Regions from separate parts of the Homo sapiens genome. Here region 2 is linked to region 1. The links are chromatin loops, found by intact Hi-C in ENCODE. Cell type or tissue: GM12878. All regions are shown on one strand. Each heading gives the region's core, and the rest is flanking DNA. Links, peaks and the distances in the headings are about the cores only. Region 1 overlaps LOC105373584 (a long non-coding RNA gene). Region 2 holds the start of LOC107985817 (a long non-coding RNA gene).

Evidence for each region. Hi-C counts contacts between places; a loop is a spot of excess contacts. Peaks named below come from ENCODE experiments on the same cell type or tissue, not always from the same donor. Only the 100,000 strongest peaks of a DNase experiment are listed, where the experiment ranks them.
Region 2: a loop joins it to region 1, with 3 times the contacts of the local background. A loop is called at or near these places in 8 of 110 quality-filtered maps.

What each region holds. Positions count from the first base shown.
Region 1 is chr2:120,307,622-120,318,872 of GRCh38, forward strand. It overlaps LOC105373584 (a long non-coding RNA gene), which reads right to left. Exons shown (of 3, transcript XR_923260.3): 2 at 10,898-11,045; 3 at 9,682-10,017. Among named protein-coding and RNA genes, the nearest start is that of INHBB, 33 kb to the right of the region's middle. RefSeq lists an enhancer at 5,794-6,317. In GM12878, for the core only: a CTCF peak has its summit at 5,732 (motif pointing left); DNase peaks (open chromatin) are centred at 850, 2,810, 5,424 and 5,630; H3K4me3 peaks cover 1,585 bases; H3K27ac peaks cover 1,541 bases.
Region 2 is chr2:120,001,377-120,012,627 of GRCh38, forward strand. It overlaps LOC107985817 (a long non-coding RNA gene), which reads left to right and starts at 6,465. Exons shown (of 4, transcript XR_001739205.2): 1 at 6,465-6,805; 2 at 8,771-8,925; 3 at 10,264-10,282; 4 at 11,017-11,251. RefSeq lists an enhancer at 5,597-5,891. In GM12878, for the core only: a CTCF peak has its summit at 5,928; a DNase peak (open chromatin) is centred at 4,965; H3K27ac peaks cover 870 bases.

The sequences.
Region 1 (11,251 bases), core at 778-8,777:
CTGTGTAGGACTGGAATGTCGAGCAGGATGCTTCAGGGCTCTGCTGAACAGGCTGTCCTCCTGCCCCGACAGGGCCAGGCTCCCGGGGCTCCCTTCCCTGCCAGCAGCTCCTCTGGGACTCAGCACCTCCTCCTGCATTTGCCACGTCTGCTCTGCTGCTGTGACTGCTGACTGATTCTCTGTATATGTCAAGTGCCATCTCTGACATCGGACACCCTTGTTTGGTTGATGTATTGGTTACCTCTTGCTGCACAAATTTAGTGGCTCAGAAAACACACATTTATTATTGTATCTTACAGTTTCTGTGGGTCAGGAATGTGTGTACTGCTTGGCTGGGTCCTCTGCTTAAGGTCTCACAAGGCTGCAGCCAAGGTGTCAGCTGGGCTTTTCTCCTCTGGAGGCTCGGCATGGGAAGAACACACTTGCAAGTTCCCAGAATTCAATTCCTTGCAGCTATAAAAGTGAGTTTTAGGCTGGGTGCGGTGGCTCATGCCTGCAATCCCAGCACTTTGGGAGGCTGAGGTGGGCGGATCACCTGAGGTCAGGGGTTTGAACAAGCCTGGCCAACATGGTGAAACCCCATCTCTACTAAAAATGCAAAAAAATTAGCCAGGCGTGGTGGCAGGCGCCAGCTACTCGGGAGGCTGATGCAGGAGAATCACTTCAACCCGGGAGGCGGAAGTTGCAGTGAGCCAAGATCGTGCCATTGCACTCCAGCCTGGGCAACAGAGCAAGACTGTCTCAAAAAAAAACCAACAAAAAAAGTGAGTTTTAGTTTTTTGTTGGCTGTTAGAGGAGCTGCCCTCAAGTCCCTAGGGCCTCCCATGGTTCCCTGCGCTGTGGCCTTCCCCACGGGTCATTCATGACGTGGCAATTGGCTTCTTCATGGCCAGCAAAATGTAACATAATGTAGTCAAGATGGAGTGCCATCCATCACACTGGCCGTATTCCATTGGTTAGAAGTGAGTCACAGGTCCCGCCCACACTAGAGGGGAGAGAATTGCACAAAGGCAGGGGTGAGTACCAGGAGGTGGGGCTCAGGGGGCTGCCCCAGGCTTTGTTGCCACAGTGGGCTAGTCACCCTCCCATGCAAAGCAGACCCCGAACGCCAGGGTGGCTTCTTTTGGGTCAGGACTCAGTTCTGGGGCTGGGCTGCTGTGGCTAGAAGGGGGTTAGTTTGCCCAGCCTGGAGCATGGCAGCCTCTTCGTGCTACCTGCCTCTGGGCACCTGTGCCAAGGGGTCCCTGGCATTGCAGGCCCAGGGCATCATGTCCTGTTCTTTGGGACCCAGGGGCGAGGGGAATTTGCTTGAGTTCACACCGCAGTAAACATTGTACTGGTAAAAACCTGTACGCTACTCATGAGATTCACTTTTTCTAGGTAAGCGGGTGGTTTGGGTAGTCTAAAGATTGACACTGGCATTCTTTGGATGCTGTCTCAGCTTTTCTCATGTTCCATCTCCTCAGAATGGGTAGTAACACATTTATTGATTTTTTTTTTTTTGAAATGGAGTTTCGCTCTTGTTGCCCGGGCTGGAGTGCAATGGCGCAACTCGGCCCACCACAACCTCCGCCTCCTGGGTTCAAGCGATTCTCCTGCCTCAGTCTCTCAGGTAGCTGGGATTACAGGCGTGCACCACCACACCCAGGTAATTTTGTATTTTTAGTAGAGATGGGGTTTCTCCATGTTGGTCAGGATGGTCTCAAACTCCTGACCTCAGGTGATCCGCCCGCCTCGGCCTCCCAAAGTGCTGGGATTACAGACGTGAGCCACCGCGCCCGGCTGATTTTTCTACACTGATTTTCAACACTTAGAATAAATCAACTTTTCAGTAGCTGTTTTCTCATCTCTGTTTAAAATACTCAGCATTCCCCATTTTCTGAACTTACAAAAAGTTTTGACATAAATAATTAACAGTTTAACAAAAATCTTTAACACTGAATATGAGAACTTTGCCTTTCGAATTTAAAGAAAAAAGTCACTTGGCTTTTTTGTTTTCTTTTTTTTTTTTTTTGAGACAGGGTCTCACTTGTCATCCAGGCTGGAATGTTGTGGTGCCATCATAGCTCACTGCAGCCTCAATCTCCTGGACTCCAGCAATCCTCCTGGCTCTGTCTCCCGAGTAGCTGAGACTACAGGTGTGGCCAGCTAATTGCTTGATTTTTTTTGTACAGATGGGGTCTCGCTATGTTGCTTAGTCTAGTCTCAAACTTCTGGGCTCAAGTGATCCTTCTGCCTCAGCTTCCCAAAGCATTGGGATTATGGGCTGGGCATGGTGGCTCACACCTGTAATCTCATCACTTTGGGAGGCCGAGGTGGGTGGATTGCCTGAGGTCAGGAGTTCGAGACCCGCCTGGCCAACATGGTGAAGCCCCATCTCTACTAAAAATATAAAAATTAGCCAGGCGTGGTGGGGCACCTGTAATCCCAGCTACTATGGAGGCTGAGCCAGGAGAATTGCTTGAACCCGGGAGGCAGAGGCTGCAGTGGGCCAACATCGCGCCACTGCACTCCAGGCGGCCTGGGCAACAGAGCGAGACTCAGTATTTTTTTTTAAAAAAACAAAAACCCACAAAGCATTGGGATTATGGGCGCGAGTCACCGTGCCCGGCCTCACTTGACTTTTCTGTGCTTCACCTTCCTCATCTGTAAAATGAGGGGGGTAGTAAGCCATTCTCTGTTTCTGAGGTGCTGAACTTCTGGGGCTACCCTCTCCCAGGCTTGTGGTTAGGATCAAAGGAGGACAAAGCACAGGTGTTGGCTGCCCAAACACACACCAGGGGTGTAATCACACCACAAAGAGTTCCATTGTGATGCTGCAGCTATTTTAAATAGAATTGCTTCTCTTCTGTCTCAGGCTTATTTGCTTATAATGCTTCATTTGTATATGACTTTTCAGAAACCTGTTCTATAGATTGAGATTCCCACATCAATTGCTAAGCCCTAGCACAGAGGCCTAGCTAGGTCACCAAAAAGGTTTAATGACAAATTCGGGGTCTTTGCATTCCTGACTGTACATTTTTGATGGAATCTCCTCTCCATCATGTCTTTGACTTGTTGCTACTGTTTCAACCAAAACAGTACTGTTTTGAACTGGCTGTTCAGCCAACAGCCAGTACTGTTTCTACTGGCTGGTTTGTTTGTTCGTTTGGTTTTTTGTTTGTTTGTTTTAGATGAAGTCTCTGTCGCCCAGGCTGGAGTGCAGTGGCATGATCCTGGCTCACTGCAACCTCCACCTCCCACGTTCAAGCGATTCTCCTGCCTCAGCCTCCCGACTAGCTGGGATTACAGGTGTGCACCATCATGCCCAGCTAATTTTTGTATTTTTAGTATAGACAGGGTTTCACCATGTTGGCCAGGCTGGTTTCCAACTCCTGGCCTCAAGTGGTCCACCCGCCTCGGCCTCCCAAAGTGCTGGAATTACAGGTGTGAGCCACTGCGCCCTGCCTCTCCTGACTGTTTTTACTCAAATGCCAGGAAGTCATTGGTGCCACAATCTGACTTTCCGTCAGCACTGGCCTGCATGTCCCATTGAATTGGGATAGTGTTCTTCAAAAAATATGGCACGAAATACTAGTTCTTAGAAATGCAAATTGGTTTTTCAGGAAACAAGGGTTTTATGACTGAATGTGCTCATGGAACATTGCATGTTCATGTTAGAGTCCTCCTTTCTGGAGGTTCAAAGCCCTTATTAGGACACTTTATTTTTAATCCAATATTTTCTGGGCTTATTTGAATAGGAAACACTTTTTTTTAAATTAAAAAAGTTGAGAACAAAACACTTATTCATATACTACAGGTCAAAACAATCTTTGGCAAATGCTACACATGTGCACAGATATGGTTTCTTTTGAAAGTTTATGTTAGCTCTGGAAGACCCTAGAGCTCCTTGGCTGCTGCCTGAACCCTGTGACCCGATTCCTTTAAAATTACACTTTTTGGCTGGGCGTGGTGGCTGATGCCTGTAATCTCAGCACTTTGGGAGGCAGAGGTGGGAGGATCACTTGAGCTCAGGAGTTTGAGACCAGCCTAGGCAACATGATGAGACCCTGTCTCTATTAAAAAACAATAACTAGAAAAATTAGACATCTTTTTTTTTTTTTTTTGAGATGGAGTCTTGCTCTGTCGCCCAGGCTGGAGTGCAGTGGCACAATCTCAGCTCACTGCAATCTCTGCCTCCCAGGTTTAAGGAATTCTCAGCTTCAGCCTCCTGAATAGCTGGGATTTCAGGGACGTGCCACCACGCCCAGCTAATTTTTTTGTATTTTTAGTAGAGATGAAGTTTCACCATCTTGGCCAGGCTGGTCTTGAACTCCTGACCTCGTGATCCACCTGCCTCGGCCTCCCAAAGTACTGGGATTACAGGCGTGAGCCACCGCGCTCAGCCGAAAAATTAGCCTTCTTTTTAAAAAGCATGCTGCTTTAATAAACTTATCATTTCCTATGTTTTTTCGTGGTTTGTTTGGAAATTAGCAACTAGCTTTCCTCTTCTGGTTCATCATTGATTAGCCATAAACGGATCCAGAGATTCCTATTGGAACCTGTTTGGGGCCCTCTAGCTCTTCCTCTGCCCACCTACAGGAAGAAGCCTCACAGGTGACTCCACTGTGGACTTGCAGACCCTGGCCCTAAGGGTTCATTCACCATCCCTGATGCTGGGGCGGGGCTGCTCTGAGCTCTGGTTATCTTGTGTACTTGATGACCATGTACAAACTTATGCTCCCCGCCATGATTTCTTTCTAAAGTTATCCGAGAAAGAAATTCTTTTTTTCTTTTCTTTCTTTTCTTTTCTTTTTTTTTTTAGATAGACTTTCGCTCTTGTTGCCCAGGCTGGAGTGCAGTGGTGCGATCTTGGCTCACTGCAACCTCCGCCTTGTGGGTTCAAGCAATTCTCCCGCCTCAGCCTCCCAAGTAGCTGGGATTATAGTAGGCGTGTATCACCACACCCGGCTGATTTTTTTGTATTTTTAGTAGAGATGGAGTTTCACTATGTTGGTCAGACTGGTCTCGAACTCCTGACCTCAGGTGATCCACACACCTCGGCCTCCCAAAGTGCTGGGATTACAGGTATGAGCCATCACGCCCGGATGAGAAGGAAATTCTATCAACGAGGATGTGTGTTAAAAAGTGTCAGAAAACATGAGTTTGAAAAAAGACTTATCACACAGCCAATGCTTTATGTCTCCCTCTTCAGTTTACGTCTGTTTCCTGATAATAATAACAAAACAGTCCTAACAACGTCTGAAGATTGCATTATCTTTTCAGAATCCTTTCACATCCCCTGGCAACCCTAGCTGCTGGACAGGGAGGGTGTCAGCATTGCTTCTTGGTACGTGGGTCCCTGGGCGCAGCGACCTAGCACAGCAGGCGGTGAAGTTAGTTGCGCAGTGAATGGTGCCGGTCTCCGCGTTCTCAGGACTGCTCCGGTTGGGAGATGGAGAGAGGCGAATCAGGACTACGTGGCGCCTCAGGTTCTGGAGGGTTCCTCTACCTCCTCCCTTCCTCCCATTCTCCGCACTTAAAATGAGACACGGATTCCTTCCCGACCACATACGGGGGGCTTCCCCCAGCATGAAACTTTCAGGTGCTTCTTATAGCTCCCACTCCATTTCACTTTTATGTGTAAAGGGTAGTTGCATATAAAAATGACATTTTAATATCGTAAGTCCCCAGCGGCACCAAAGCTCAAGCTGCCCTTTTTGGTAAACACCTAGCTCCGCCTAGTGGCCACGGGAAAGTGCGTTTTCCCGAGAAAACGCTGCGTGGCTGGCCTGCCCCGCTCTCGGCGGAGGGAGCTCTGGTAACGCTTTGTAAACTGACTCGGCGAGGAGAGCACCTGCCTGAATCACTCCCTTGAAAAAGGCCCAAGTGCAGTTGTTTCCTTTAATGACCTGCGCTATTACAGGCTTTGGATTTTGTGTGTGCGCCAAGAAGAAGGGTAAACAACACACAAACTCTTGAAGGGAAGGTTTCCTTCGGAGAGCGGGGCAGACAACATAAGCCGCACTGTTTGTGAGGGCCGGTGGTTTCGCTTTTATGGCATCAATCAGTTTGTATTGTAATTGATAGGAATCCTGTTCCCACACTGAGTTTTGTTTACTGAGAAAAGATTTGGAGAGTAAAGGGAGGCCCCAGCCCTTAGCCGGAATCCCAGCCAACTCTTCCTCCAGATGAAACAGAAGCAGGAGGACCCCACAGCCAGGCGGAGCCACGCCCGCCCCGAGGAGCACCGGGCTCCATCGCCTTCCCCCAGATTGCAGCGGACCTTGATTTCAAGAAACATTCCCGCCGTGTCAACAGCAGCCCTGTGCAGCGGCTGCCCCGGGCCCCACCCGCTGTGAACCGACGCAATGGCCTTCACTTCAAGGACTGCCCTCTCACACCCGAGCAAGCTGACCTCAGAGGTCTGGGGCAGCCGGGCAGGGGACGCACCACTCTCACCCGCGGGCAGTCCTCTGGGTGGGTTCTGACCGTGACCTGTGAGCTGGACCACGGGACACTTTTGGCATATTCTGCTTGGGTGCGTGGCAGGTCGTGGTGACCATCTTGTCTTACGCGTCATTTTGTCCTTCTACATTGTTCCAGCCACGTGTGTCTGACCTAGAGCTGTGGTGTGGGGAGACTGTCTCTGACTGCGGGGGTTGTGGAGTCTGGGAAATGGGCTCACCTTCCAGACCCTGTAATTCAGCTTTGCCTCCAGGAGCTCCGGACGGAGCTGGCAGCAGAAAGCCACTTGCACATAATGAAACGGTGACCATATGCTGCCTAAATCTCCACGCAGGCTTGTCGTAGCAGCTCCTTGTCACCCAGCTAACAGTAGCTGGACTCGCCTTGCCATAGATGTTCACACCTCTCCCCTCCTGTCCTGTGCCTTTCCTTCTGCGCTCCCGAAATCACAGATCCTTGGTCTGTGCGGGGAAAGACATCTTTGGGCTTCTGCTCTTCATGGATGCGGGTGCTGTGTCAGCCTCCCCCGGCCCTCCTTCCCTCCCCAGCCTCCTCCTTCCCCACCTGTATGCGGTGGGTCCCTGGAAGAGCTCCAAAGCACTTTCTTTCATCCCTCGACTGAGGTTTTATTTTTAATTAGAAAGCCAAGCACACTTTTAACAGCCACAGCCAGACTGAGCAAGCTCTTCTGAAGCAGCGCAAAGGTGGAAGCCTGTGCTGCTGATGTGGCTGGGCTCACGGAAGATGACGGGCTTCCTGCCAGCTTGCACTAGCCTTGGAGGAAACCTTTGTTGTGTAGGAGGCAAATCACCCAGGGCAGTGTTTTCCTAACTTCTTCTGTCCTTAAACAACTGACCACAATCTGTGCCTTCCTCAGGCCCAGGCTTTCCCATCTCTGTCCTGAACACTCTTCACTCCACGGGCTTCAAGGTAATTTTTTCTCCCTGGTGACATCGTCGGTGCCGCCTCCTGCCCCCGGCACACTCGTCCACACACAGAACAGCAGCTTGTTTCTCCATCACTGTGTCATTCCCTTTGAGCCATAATCCTTTCCTTCCTGCCCTCCAGCGGCTTCTGGGATGGATTCTCTCTCGCCCGCTGGCTGAGGGCGGCCTCCCACCCGAAAGCACCATAGGAGCTTGGCTGCCCGCAGGGTGACACCGCAGGTGTCCTCACTCTTCCCGTTGCCTGGCCCCTGGTGATGGTCACCGAATCGTGCTGTCCTTTCTTGTGGTCTGTCAAGTGTGCTCCTTCTGGGTGGCCTCCACTGCCCCTTGGTGCCACTGTCTGGCTTGTACAGCATCACGCCTTGGCCACTGCGACCGTCTTTTCCCTGACCTCTCACACTGATGCTCTGGTCTCTGGTCTCTAGGACGGTCTTTCACTCTAATACCAGTGTGAGCTCGCTGCTGCACAGGCCTGGCCATGTCACTCCTCAGCTGACAATCCCTGGAGGGTGGGGGACACCACCGTGACCACACAGCCATTGACGAGTGGGTGTGAGGCTGGGGGGCTGCCAGCCCCTTCTGCAGAGGGCACCTCCTCTGTGTCCCTGGCTGCCATCCGCAGAACATCATTTTGTCTGTGCTCCCGGCTGTCATCTGCACACGCTGTGGTCCCATCGTGTGCCTGTTGCCCTTTTCTGCGTGTTCAGCACTGTGCCTTTGGCCCTGGCTGCACCCTTCCCCACCCTGCCGCCACAGCACACAGCACACTTCCCCCAACTGTGCCCTTCTGCTTCTCCAGGCAAAGCCAGACACTGGTTCCCACCCCGGCACAGTGCTGAAATGCCCGCAGCAGCACTGTGGCCCTTGTAACATGATGGTCAACTCCAGCTCACTCCCCTCCCTGAGTTCCTGGGCAGCCCATGCCTTTTTGCTCAGTGAATGATAATGGAATGGCGCAGAAGCAAGCACAGAGGCAGGAGCAGGGACAGAAATAGCAGCGATGTGAGTAACAGCCTTTTGCATCCTCACAGTGGCCTTGGCCCTGGCTGGTGCTGTCGTCATTTTAGAGGTAAGGAAACTGAGGCCCTGTGAGGTGGGCTGACTTGTTTGAGTTCCCACAGCTGCTGTGTGGCCCCAAAACCTCTGCTTGGAACATTCTGCAGAAAGTGGAGACAGGGCCTGACTGTGCTGGGGTGGGGGCCTGGCAAGGGCCGGAGGGGTGGCCTGAATGCCAGGGCCCAGGAAACCGGCTGGTGAGGAAGCCTCTGAGAGCTGCTGCTGGCTGAGCAGATGTGCAGGGCTGCGAGTGAGCGCAGAGGAGGGCTGCTCTGGCTGGGAGACAGGGCAGGGTGGCCAGAGCCAGGGAGGGTATCCAGATGGATTTCAGAAGCACACCTGGAGGTTTGGAGGGACTTGGAGGTGACTTAATGTAAGGTGGGGAAGGAGAAAGAGGCCTCGGGACATGGGAAGGAGAAAGAGGCCTCGGGACGTCTGGTGCTTCTGACTTGGGGGACCGGGTGGTGGAGTCCCCCTAACAGACATTGGGAAACAGGAGAGATCAGTCCTGCTGGGGTGGTGTGGGGAAGGGAGGAGCCAGCTGTGAGGGGACCACTGTTTTCCTGATGGAGGGATCCGACAGCAGCCGGAGCTGCAGTTGGTGGCAAGTCCCTGGCATGGTACAGCAAGGGCAGTAGGAAAGCTGCAGAGGGGTGGGGTTTGCCGGGCAGGGGTGGGGTTTGTGGGTCACGCAGGTCCCAAGGAGCCCAAGCTCAAGGTCCGCGCCTGCCTGCTCTCCCCACTCACCCTTGCCCATGGGAGCGCTGTCCTTTTCTCTGAAAAAGCCTAAACGCGTTGGCCTTCCTCTTTAGCGAAGTCTTTCCTGCCTCAGCTGAGTCTGTGAGGGGCAGCCCAGCGTCCCCTCTGTGCCAGCTGTCTTCTCCCTGTTCTTGGCCCACCCTTTCTGGGCACAGGCCTCAGCTCCCTCCCCATTCCTAAGCCCCGCTTTCTGTATCTCCACAGAGGCCTTCCTCGGCCCTCCCAGCCTGATGCAGGGCTGCCTTGGTTCCTACTGCCAAGAACCTGCGCTTTGCCACCAGCTCCTCCCCACTCACCAAGGGAAGCAGGTGGGAAGCACCCTCCTTTCTCCTTCTGTAAACCTGGGTTGGCAAACCTTTTCTGTAAAGACCAGATGGCAAATAATTTTGGTGTCACAGGCCCCACTGTCTCTGTTGCAACAGCTCAAAGTGAGAAAGCAGCCCCAGATGATATGTAAAGGAACAAGTGTGACTGTTTCAATAAAACTTTATTTAGAAAAACAAGGGGTGGGCCAGCTTTGGCCCACAGGTTGTAGTTTAATGGCTCTGCTCTAAACCAGTCCTCATCCTCCTGCTGGATAACAACCAAACTTTCTAGAACCAACAGGGCTGGGGGTTGGAAGCAGCAGGTGGAGGTGGGGTGTTGGGGAAGGAAGTGGGAGGGGAGGCCTCCACAGAGAGATGGAGAGCTGTCTGCCCAGTCCTTCTTCTCTTCTCTGGGAGAACCGGGCACGGTGCCCCCTCCAGGTTTAGTTGCCCATGACGCAGAGCCCCATTAGTTCCACATCAGGCCTCCGCTTGCCTATGAACTGAAAATCAGTTTCTCTGGCTCCATGATTCCTGCCCCCTTCCCCTCATATATATATATATACTAGGGAGGCTGCCTCAGCCTCCCCAGTAGCTGGGATTACAGGTTCCCACCACCACGCCCAGCTAATTTTTGTATTTTTAGTAGAGACGGGGTTTCACCACGTTGGCCAGGCTGGTCTTGAACTCCTGACCTCAGGTGATCCGCGCACCTCAGCCTCCCAAAGTGCTGGGATTACAGGCATGAGCCACCGCGCCTGGCTCCCCTTCCCTTCATATTAGTTAAACAAAGCATGAGACAGGAGGTCCCTCATCCTCTTCCTGCACTGGAAAATTAGTCTTCAGTTACCACAGCGGTCTGGAAAGACTTGAATGAACTCCACAGTTTAGTTGTCAGGTGGGGAGTGTCCCTGTGTGTGGGCGCTGGTGGTTCCAAGGTAACTGTCTCCGGCCCCTGTCCCCAGGTGTGCAGTGGAGGTCAAGGCCTGGAGTCCCTCCTTTCCTGGAACTTTGAGCCCCAAACCTGGTGACCCCACGAGCACCTCGCACTTCTTCACTTTTCCTCGGTTTTACATCACATGTGTGTAGCCCCTGTTCTTTCTTCTCTAGGCTACAACTGTACCCGCTGCCACCAAGCTAGACCCTCGGAGGTGACCACTTCCTCTGGGGGTAAAGGGCCCCTCCCAACCCATCACCAAAAAAACTTCCCCATTTACCCCAAGTCTCTCCCCAGTTTACCCTAACATGCGAGTTGAAGTTTTCCCTCCTGTGCGGTGGAGGTAAAGCTTATTTCCCGCTGGCCCTGTGGAAAATGCAGGGAGCAGGGACCATTCCCGAAATCCCCACTCAGCACCAACCACGGAAGGAGCAGCACACACTTACTTCTCTGTGCAGTTGGAAGATGCAAAATGGAAGCTCAGTGTTCGATGGTTCATCCAAGGAGAGGTACAGGGATGGGATTTGAGTCCAGGTCCGGGTGACCCGGGTCCTCTCAGAGGCCTGTCTTCTGGGGTTCCACAGCCTTGCCCCTCTGGAACAGAGAACAGGATGCAGGGGTGGGGGCAGATAAAGCGTTCTGTGCAAGAGACAGGCTTGACAGGCCTGGGGGCGGTCTGCTGAAAGGGACCCCTGGAGCAGCCCAGGGCCGACTGGAGGCCCTTGGGGATGGGGAGGACGTTCACTACCAGAGGGAGAGGCAAGGTGGGGAGGCCGCAGGCCCCTTCTCGGCCCCTCTGT
Region 2 (11,251 bases), core at 1,609-9,608, 310 kb before region 1:
GTTACTATAGCAGCGTTTCACAAACTACAGCCTTGAATGGTTTAAGATAGCAGAAATGTGTTTTTTCACTTTCCTGGAGGCTAGAAGTCCTAAATCAAGGTGTGGGGAGGGCCATGCTCTCTCGGAAGTATCCAGTAGATAATACTTCCTTGCCTGTTCTAGCTTCTTGGGTTCCATGACAATCCTGGGAATTTCTAACTACCAGATGCTTCACTTTAATCTCTGTCTCTGTCTGTCATATGGCTGCCTTCCCCTTGTTTTTATCTACATAGTCTTTTCTCTGGGGGTATCTGTCTCTTTGTCCAAAGTTCTCTATCTTGTAAGAACAGCAGTCATTTTGGATTAGAGTCTGCTCTAATGACCTGAAGTCATTGGACCTTAACTTGATTACATCTGTAAAGACCCTTTCTAAAGGGTCTTTTCCAGGGTCACATTGACAGATACTGGAGGTTAGTACTTCAGCATACCTTTGGGGGAATACAATTCAACTCCTAACAGTGTCCCACAGATCACTGAGGCTATGTTCATTTTTCTTCATTATTTTTCCTTTCTGTTCCTCAGACCGGATGGTCTTAATTTACCTACATTTAAGTTCACTGATTCTTTCTTCTGCCAGCTCAAATCTGCAAATGAGCTACTCTAGTGAATTCTTTATTTCAGTTATTGTACTTTTGCATATTCAGAATTACTATTTACTTCTTTTTGTATAATTTTTATCTATGTTCTCTGTTTAAGACGTCAGTCTTATAGTTTTCTTTAGTAATTTACATTTGTTTTCCTTGGTTGTTGTTTGTGTGTGTGTGTTTTGTTGTTTTGTTTTGAGACAGCATCTTGCTCTGTCTCCCAGGCTGGAGTGCAGTGGCATGATTATGGCTCGTCGCAACATTTACCTCCCACCATGCCTGGGTAACTTTTTTATTTTTTTTGTAGAGACAGGGTCTATCTATATTGACCAGGCTAGGCCTGAACTTCTAGGCTCAAGTGACCCCCCACCTTGGTTCCCAAAGTGCTGGGATTACAGGCCTGAGCCACCATGCCAGGCCCTCATTTGGTTTTTCAACCAAACAGCTGATTTAACGTCTTTGTCTAATAAGTCCAGTGTTTGGACTTCCTCTGGGACAGTTTCTATTGACTGGTTTTTGCCCTGTGTATGGGCTATAATTTCTTGCTCCTTGTCTAATGTTTTCTTTTTGAAAACTGGTCATTGAAATAATATAATGTGAAATGCACCATGGAATACTGTGCAGCCATAAAAAAGAATGAGTTCATGTCCTTTGCAGGGACATGGATGAAACTGGAAACCATCATTCTCAGCAAACTAACACAGGAACAGAAAACCAAACACCGCATGTTCTCACTCATAAGTGGGAGTTGAACAGTGAGAACACATGGACACAGGGAGGGGAACATCACACACGGGCCTGTCGGGGGGTGGGGTGCAGGGATAGGGAGAGCATGAGGACAAATACCTAATGCATGCTGGGCTTAAAACCTAGATGAAGGGTTGATGGGTGGATGGGTGCAGCAAACTACTATGGCACATGTATACCTATGTAACAAGCCTGCGTGTTCAGCATATGTATCCCAGAACTTAAAGTAAAATTAAAAAAAAAAGAACATAATGTGAAAACTTTGGCATTTAGAATCTCCCCTTCTCTAGGGTGTTTTGTTGTTGCTGTTTGTTGTTGTTGTTATTTGTTTGTTTCACAGCTTTCCTGAGCTAATTCTATGAAGTCTGTATTCTTTATTGTATGTAACTATGGAAGTCTTTGTTCAGTTATCTTAGTGATCACCCGATGACTGGATAGAGATTTCCCTAAATGCCTGGAAGCAGTAATTCTCCCAGTCTTCGCTAAAAGGCTTTATGTGTTTGCTGGGGCACACGTTATTTATTTATTTATTTATTTATTTATTTATTTATTTAGAGACAGAGTCTCACTCTGTCACCCAGGCTGGAATGCAGTGGCACAATGTCGGTTGACTGCAACCTCTGCTTCAAGGTATCCTCCTGCCTCAGCCTCCCGAGCGGCTGGGACCACAAACACAGACACATGCCACCATGCCTGGCTAATTTTTGTATTTTTGGTAGAGACAGGGTTTCACCATGTTGCCCAGGCTGGTCTCAAACTCCTGAGCTCAAGGGATCTGCCTGCCTTGGCCTCCCAAAGTGCTGGGATTACAGGCATGAGCCACTGCGCCGGCCTTTCAACATTTAGCCAGGTAATTTACAACTCTGGCTTAGCTTTTCACTTCCTGCTCACTAGGGCTTCAGGGTGTTCTCAGATCTTTCCTGACCATCTTTGTAGCACTGGTCACATTCATAGCCCTTTGCATGCAAGTGGCCTTCTAGATTCCCTTAAATATATCAGAGCTTTTCAAAGACCCTAAGGACTTCTCATCCCCAACTTTTGATTTTGAGATTATTTGTTGTTTTTGTTGGCCTATTATTTACTCAGCTGCCTCAGGCATCCATAATGTTGTCTTCAGCAAATACCCTGGAAAAAAGCGGTTTGTCCTGAATGAGCTTTGGTTGTGTTGTTGTTGTTGTTGTTGTTTGAGATAGAGTCTTGCTCAGTGGCCCAGGCTGAAGTGCAGAGGCGCGATCTCAGTTCATTGCAGCCTTCACTTCCTGGGTTCAATAGATTCTCGTGCCTCAGCCTCCTGAGTAGCTAGGACTACAGGCATGTGCCACCACACCTAGCTAATTTTGTATTTTTAGTAGAGACAGGGTTTCATCATGTTGGCCAGGCTGGTCTCAAGCTCCTGACCTCAAGTGATCTGCCCACCTCGGCCTCCCAAAGTGCTGGGATTACAGATGTGAGCCACTGTGCCAGGCCACCTGAATGAGCTTTGAATCACGTCAAATAAAGACAGTTTTGTCCATGGGGTTTTCTAGGGCACCACCAGACATCATGTAGTGACAGTTCTCTGGGAATGGGACTTTGAAGAAGCTGCTACTGTGTTTTACCTCCTCCAGGGGCTGCCAGGCTGCATTTTTTAAGGCTGTTGTGGAACTAGAAGGAGGGAGATTAGAATAGTGCAAGTTTAAATGCCCTAAAACTCACTGCTCTTATCAAGATTCAGCCATTTTTCCTGAATAAACATCTGCCAGATTGTTATATGTCTTTGGCTAATATGCAGAGTTCTGAAAAAACTGATTCTGAACATTTTTTACAGCCTTTTGTTGCTTCTATGGTGATGATTTTCAGAGATTTTTACTCTGCCATTTCCATCAACTTCTCTCAATACATTGTTTTTAGATACCTTATTTTTCAACATACTCACTGAACGGTATTCTGATTGACTATTGGCTGTTGCCAGGAAACCAAAACAATCCTCAGAGGATAAAGATTATAATGAGAAAATCCAGAGCCCTGTGAAGTAGTGTCTGCCTAAGTACCCAGCTTCATCTCCCACCACTCTTCCATTGTTCTCTGGCATTAACGGTGCTAAGAATAATGTCCCTAAACTGCACATTTTCCATCTTTGCATTACATTCTTTTAACTTTTTGAATTTATTTATTATTTATTATTATTTTTTTGAGACAGAGTCTCACTCTGTTGCCCAGGCTGGAGTGCAGAGGTGCGATCTCAGCTCACTGTAACCTCCGCCTCCCAGGTTTGAGTGGTTCTCCTGCCTCAGCCTCCTTAGTAGCTGGGATTACAGGCGCCCACCACCAGGCCTGGCTAATTTTTATGTTTTTAGTAGAGATGAGGTTTCCCCATGTTGGCCAGGCTGGTTTCGAACTCCTGACCTCAGGTGATCCACCCACCTCGGCCTCTCAAAGTGCTGAGATTACAGGCGTGAGCCATCACGCCCAGCTCATTCTTTCAACTTTTATCTCTATTTTATAAATGAGGAAATTGAGCTTCAGAGAGTTTAAGTGCCCTTCTGGAAGTTAAATAGCTAGTATATGGAGTGCAGAGACCAGAATGAAGGTCTGTCTAACTCTGAAGCCAAATTCAATATTCTTTGAGAGAAACTATTTTTAAAGGAACTATACAAATTTATATGTTTGAAAAAGTATTGTCATAACTTTAACCTGTACCTCATATTTCTCAAACACATTTTGGAAAATGGGCATTTAAAGTGTGATGAGAAAATTATTTCTTTAAAGGAAACTTGAGGTTTGAGTTATTTTTAACAAAACTCTAATAATCTCTAAACCCAGATTTTTTGTATCTGAAATTAATGTAACATTAAATAAAATCTTCTTTATGTATAGGAACAGGTTTAGAATAATAAGTTTTAAGATCTTGAAGAGATCTTAGAATCCTCTCTTCTAATTACCTCATTTTATTTTATTTTTTATTTTTGAGACAGTCTCGCTCAGTCACCCAGGCCGGGGTGCCGTGGTGCGATCTTGGCTCACTGCAATCTCTGCTTCTCGGGTTCAAGCGATTCTTGTGCCTCAGCCTCCCAAGTAGCTGGGACTACAGGCACCTGCCACCACGCCCGGCTAATTTTTTTGTATTTTTAGTACAGACGGGGTTTCGCCATGTTGGCCAGGCTGGTCTCGAACTCCTGACTTCAAGTGATCTGCCCGCCTCAACCTCTCAAAGTGCTGGAATTACAGGCGTGAGCCACTGCGCCCGGCCTAATTACCTCATTTTACACATGAGAAAACCGATGCCAGGAAAGATAATGCCTTGTCCAAATGAGTCAGTAGCAGGTGGTCGCCACTGATCTTTCTACCACAAGGTCTCCTAATACCTTCCCTGCCCCTGGTGTCAAGCAGTAGTCACAGGTATGGGAACAGTCACCTAAAGACCAAGTTACTCAATGTGTAGACCACTAATGTCCACTATCAACACACTGCAAGCTTGTTTGTAGGGCAGAATCTCAGGCCCCACCCCAGGCTTAAACCTTTTAATAAGATCCCCAGGTGACTCATATACATATTAACTTCTAGAAGCATTGAGCCTTGGCTCCTACCTTTTTCTTCCCCTGAGTCTCAGTCTCATCATGGTTTCACCAGTAGGCAAAACCAATGGTGAAATAGTTTCACTTCTGCCTCTCTATTACTCAGTATCATGAACTTGCCTGGAGCCATCAAAGCTTTTCTGATTTTTTTTTTCTTCCTAACAGTATAAATAAAGAGTATAGGCTACCGAGTAAGACACTGTTCCAGATAATCCTGAACAAAATGATGCATTAGGTCCTTTGCCCTGAGTAGCCAGAAGTAGGGGGAAAGCCTGGAGGCTTTGGAGAAAGAAATGACTTGTCTCCAACTCATCCTTCCATGTCTCTTCTCTGCATACTTCCAACCCCTGCCTTCCCCCATTCTGTTAGTGTGTCCTTCAATTAGCCAATGTGGCTAATCATTTAGTATGAATTAGTTTAAGGTCTTACTCCTCCCAGGAATATTTGCAAAGAAGGGAAGGGTGGAATTTCAAACATGCGATTCCGGCTCAGAAAAGATTTAGCTGGGTAAAAGGGAGCCACCAAATCACGTGAAAGTAGGCTTGGGCCGTGGCTCCATTTCAGGAGATCCTAGTCTTCCACTTGTAGCACAAAGGTTATCTTTGCTCCTAGGTCTGTAAAATTTGCATTGTCTTATATGTAGTATTGCATGATTTTGAAAACATGTTAGATGATTTACTTTGTGTAAGGCTCATAACTATTCTGTGGGGAAGCTGGCATCATCTTCATTTTACAGGACTTAAACTTGTTTGGGGCCTTTTAGCTTCCAAATCAAACTCCAGGCTCCTTGCAATATGCTAATAAAATTGTCTCTCTTATGGGCGTTTCTTTTTTTTCTTTTTTTTTTTTGAGATGAAGTTTCGCTTTCGTTGCTCAGGCTGGAGTGCAATGGCGCCATCTGGGCTCACCGCAACCTCCGCCTCCTGAGTTCAAGCGATTCTCCTGCCTCTGCCTCCCAAGTAGCTGGGATTACAGGCATGCACCAGCATGCCTGGCTAATTTTTATTTTTAGTAGATACAGGGGTTCTTCATGTTGGTCAGGCTGGTCTTGAACTCCTGACCTCAGGTGATCTGCCTGCCTCGGCCTCTCACAGTGCTGGGATTACAGACGTAAGCCACTGTGCCTGGCCATGGGAGTTTCTTATGACTGGTTTTAGTTTAGTTTAGTTTTGTTTTGTTTTGTTTTGAGACGGAGTGTTGCTCTGTTGCCAGGCTGGAGTGCAGTGGCGCTATCTTGGCTCAGACTCACCACAACCTCCGCCTCCCAGGTTCAAGCGATTCTCCTGCCTCAGCCTCCGGAGTAACTGCGACTACAGGCACGCACCACCGCACACGGCTAATTTTTGTATTTTTAGTAGAGACGGGGTTTCACCATGTTGGCCAGGATAGTCTCGATCTCTTGACCTCGTGATCCGCCCACCTCGGCCTCCCCAAAGTGCTGGAATTACAGACATGAGCCACAATGACCAGCGTGGTTTTGTTTGTTGATTTATTTTATTTGTACACATCTTTTAAATAGATAATGCTCTCCTAGATTCAGTGTTTGAGAAACAAATTCTTCATGATACTCACTCTTCTGAGGGTATTTTCTTTTCATGGCCCAATCTTGTTTCACCGGTACATTCGCTGCTTCCTCCCTACCATATCATCATGGCCATCACTGTTCTTTTGGAATGCAGGGCCACTTCAGTCTCCAAGAGAACTGATTCTTATGTCGGAATTCTCTCTAAGCCAATCTGTTCAGCATACTTTGACACGAATGAATGGCCTCACCAGGGTGGACCAGTTCAGAGAAGGCTGACTAAGGAAGCAAAGAGCCTGGAAATCAGAACAAGAGAAGATTTTGCAGGCTTGGGACAAGTGTCTTCAATGATTTAAAGGGTTGTGATGTGAAAGAGAGATTATGTTATTTCTTAGGGGTAGAGGTAGATTTACTGTGAAGATAAATCTGGTTTAAGCTTTAGGGCTATTGTGTGGCCTCCTTCCAAGACGCTGTACCTAATTTTGAATCTTTAAATTTGTGTTATTCCAACTAAAGACCTCTTCCCCCACCATCAAATTACAGTATATGAGTTACACAAAAACTGGATATACCCCTATCTGTGTGGAACCAGAGAGCAAACCAGGACCTAGGATAGAAGTGAAAATCTCACGTGAGGGTATTTGTTCAATATATTAGTTCAGTAAAAGAAAATCTTTCCATGGGCCAAGACAATGCCACCAGGAAGTGGGTTTTGGTAGGCACCTTCTTTTTTTTTTTTTTTGAGAGGAGTCTCACTCTGTTGCCAGGCTGGAGTGCAGTGGCGCGATCTCGGCTCACTGCACCTCCACCTCTGGTGTTCAATCGATTCTCCTACCTCAGCCTACCAAGTAGCTGGGATTACAGGCGCCCACTACCACGCCCAGCTAATTTTTGTATTTTTTTAGTAGAGACGGGGTTTCACCATGTTGGCCAGGCTGGTCTCAATCTCCTGACCTCGTGATCCACCCACCTCGGCCTCCCAAAGTGCTGGGATTACAGGCGTGAGCCGCCGTGCCAGGCTGGTAGGCACCTTCTATAGCTACCCACAGTTATTTGTCTCAGCAACATTCTCTCTTTGAGGCTAATAGAATTTGGATTTGTTCAGAAAGTTAAGGAGAGCCCTTGGTCTCCAGCTCCCAAGGGTGAATCCTGACTGGTCTAAGCCAGTCATGGTATTCTCTTTCCCTATGGCCTTTAATTGGTCTGAGTTAGGGCAGGTAGTGTAGTTCTGGCCGGAGACAGGGGGTGCTGGTACTTTCTTCTCTGAATTAAAAGACAAGGCTTCAGGTAAAGGTCTTTTTCCCCTTCCCTTTTATTCCTGAAACTCAAGAAAGCTGGAGATAAGCATCCGTCCTGTGGCCAGTATGCTAGAAGCATGAAAACCAAGGTCAACATGCTAAGGGTGGCAAAGCAGAAATGGTAAAGGGGTTTAGGATCCTTACAGCATTGTTGAGGAGCAGAACCAGTACTAATAGCTGCCTACCTCTAGATTACTTATGTGAGAAAAATAAACTCCTTATTTTTCAAATAACAGTTAAAATTTCCCATTACTTCCAGCCAAATGCATTTTTCCTTGATACAGCTATATTTAAGGAGAGGGCTTTCTCTGTCTCTGGCAGAAGTCAATTTTCTGGTGAATTTATCACGAAACGTGTGTTACAGAGGGTCCCTATGTCTAGAAGAGAGGATCTGGGGAGACAATGATTTGTTATTAGGAATAATTTCACATAATTAGAACATGAACAACTTTCTATGACTTGGGCCCTTAAGTTTCATCCTCCTTTCCTCAAGTCTTCATATTTCCTTTAGCCTATAACCATCTTTCTCAACAGATTTCTCTAACCTCATCCACAGCCTCCTTCAGTTCCACCTTTTTTTTTTCTGGAGATGGAGTCTTGGTCTGTCACTCAGCCTGGAGTGCAGTGGCGCCATCTCAGCTCATTGCAACCTCCGCCTCCTGGGTTCAAGTGATTCTCCTGCTTCAGCCTCCCGAGTAGCTGGGACTACAGGCACACACTGGCACGCCTGGCTAATTTTTGTATTTTTAGAAGAGATAGGGTTTCACCTTATTGGTCAGGCTGGTCTCGAACTCCCGACCTCAGGTGATCTACCCGCCTCGGCCTCCCAAAGTGCTGGGATTACAGGCATGAGCCACCGTGCCCAGCCCCAGTTCCATCTTTGATAGGAGATAGAAAAAAAGATTGAGCAGGATGGATGAAGAGGACACTGTTTTTCAAAACTGGTATGCTTTTCAACAATTTAGGAGAATAAGATATGTTTATAAGTATTGACAGAATTCACTTCCATTTCTGATCTGTAATCAGATAAACCAGAACTTTTCAAATGAGTAAACATCAGGTAAACATGGAAAGAGACAGTCTGGACAGGCTGAGGGGATGGCACTGAAGACCCTGCAGTTTTCCAACTGGCTAATCAGACCCCTGGGAAGAAGGAATGCTTTTCGGGGTACCTGGCCCAGGTGGGTTTGTTTGTTGTTTTTTGTTTTGTTTTGTTTTTAGACAGAGTTTCACTCGCATTGCCCAGGCTGGAGTGCAGTGCAGAGAAAGCAGCTCACTGAAACCTCCGCCTCCTGAATTCACGCGATTCTCCTGCCTCAGCCTCCTGAGTAGCTGGGACGGTTTTCACCATGTTGCTCAGGCCAATCTCGAATTCCTGAGCTAGAACTCTTGAGCCTTGGCCTTCCAAAATGCTGGGATTACAGGTGTCCAGGTGGTATTTTTTTAAATACTCTTTTTTTTTTTTTCAGACAGAGTCTCTGTCGTCCAGGCTGGAGTGCAATGGTGCAATCTCAGCTCACTGCAACCTCCACCTCCTGAGTTCAAAAGATTCTCCTGCCTCAGCCTCCCTAGTAGCTGGGATTACAAGCATGTGCCATCACACCCAGTTAATTTTTGTATTTTTAGTAGAGACGGGGTTTTACCATGTTGGTCAGGCTGGTCTCGAACTCCTGACCTCAAGTGATCCTCCTGCCTCGGCCTCCCAAAGTGCTGGGATTACAGGCATGAGCCACCACATTCGGTCTAAAGGACTTTATTATGAAAAATTTTAGATAGAATAGTTTAACGTCCCCATCACCCAGCCTCAGTTTATGGCCCATTCTTGTTTCATCTATACCATTGCTGCTTCCCCCTGCCATATCATTTCGTTTTTTTGTTGAGATAAAGATGCAAGATGACCAGCAACAATTCCTCCCATCCCTGAACACCCATGCTGCTCCTCTCATGAAGAGTGATGAAAATATTCCACAATTAGATTGTGGTTTGTGGTTCTACAACTCTGTGAAAATACCCAAAGCCATGGAAGTGTACACTTTAAGTGGGTGCATTATATCTCAATAAAGATGTTTTTAAAAGGTGGAGAAGGAAAATTTCTCTATTTTAATAATATTTAAAGAAAAAAAAAGAGGTAGAGTCTCTTTCATCTCCTTGAAACTGGGCGGCCTCTGTGATTTGCTTAAACCATTAACAGGCAGCAGAAGGGACGCTCCGTGACTGCTGGGCATAGCCCTTCATAGGCCTCAGAGCTTCTGTTTTCACTGTTTTGCCACACCAGCGGATCTGCAAGAGAGTAGCCCAGGCAGAACTCAGCTGTTCTTTGCAGCCACCCCAGCGGAGATGCCACACAGACCAGTGAAACCACCTTGGCAGCTCCAGCACCTGTTGAGCTGCCCAGCCAACACCACATGGGGCAGAGATGAGCTGCCAAGCCTGTCTACTACGTTTTGGGGTGGTGGAGGAGTGGGCAGTGCCAAATCCCGAGAAGAAGCTCAATGAGTATTTGTCTCTTTTCATTTCAGCAAGCAGAGGGTCCTCAAGGTAACACCTTCCAGTGGCTCCCCCACCTCTCTCAGAGCTCTAGCCAGGGCCCACAAGGCCCTACATCTTACCCCTTTCCTCTCTGACTGTCACCTCCTCTTCCTCTTGCTTCCTCACTTCTAGCCACACTGGACTTCCTTGAAAAGACAGACCTGTCCCCTTGCAGGGCCTTTTGCCCTTGCTGTTCCCTTCGGTTCTCCCCAGATGGCCACAGGGTTCCTCCCACACCTCCTCTAGGTCTTCATTCAAATGCTACCTTTTTTTTTTTTTTTGAGACTGAGTCTGGCTTTGTCGCCAGGCTGGAGTGCAGTGGCGTGATCTGGGCTCACTGCAACTTCCGCCTCCCGGGTTCGAGCGATTCCCCTGCCTCAGCCTCCTGAGTAGCTGGGACTACAGTCGGACGCCACCAGGCTCAGCTAATTTTTGTATTTTTAGTGGAGACGGAGTTTCACAGTGTTGGCCAGGCTGGTCTCGATCTCCTGACCTCGTGATCCGCCCGCCTCGGCCTCCCAAAGTGTTGGGATTACAGGAGTGAGCCACCGCGCCCAGCCAAATGCCACCTTCTTATTGTGACCTGCTATGTAAAATCGCAAACCCTCACTGCCTGTGGTTATTCCCTACTTGTACTTTTCTTTTTAGCATTTACCAATGTCTGACAGTATTTAATTTCACTAATTTATCTCGTTTATTTTATGTCTCGTTTATATTCCTGCTATAACGTAAACTCCGGGAAGGATTTTTGTCTGTCTTGGTTGTCTGTCGTATCTCGTGTCTAGAACACAGAACTCACAGTAAGTAGGCACTTCAATCAATTACCTGTAGAATGAACGGACTGAATGTCACCTTGTTAGAGTACCCTCCTGACCACACTCTGCTAAGCAGTAATCTTTTATTTCTCTTTCCCAGTTTTATTTTTCCTCATTTACACTTAATCACCTTGTGACACCTATTTGTTTACTGTTTCCCCAG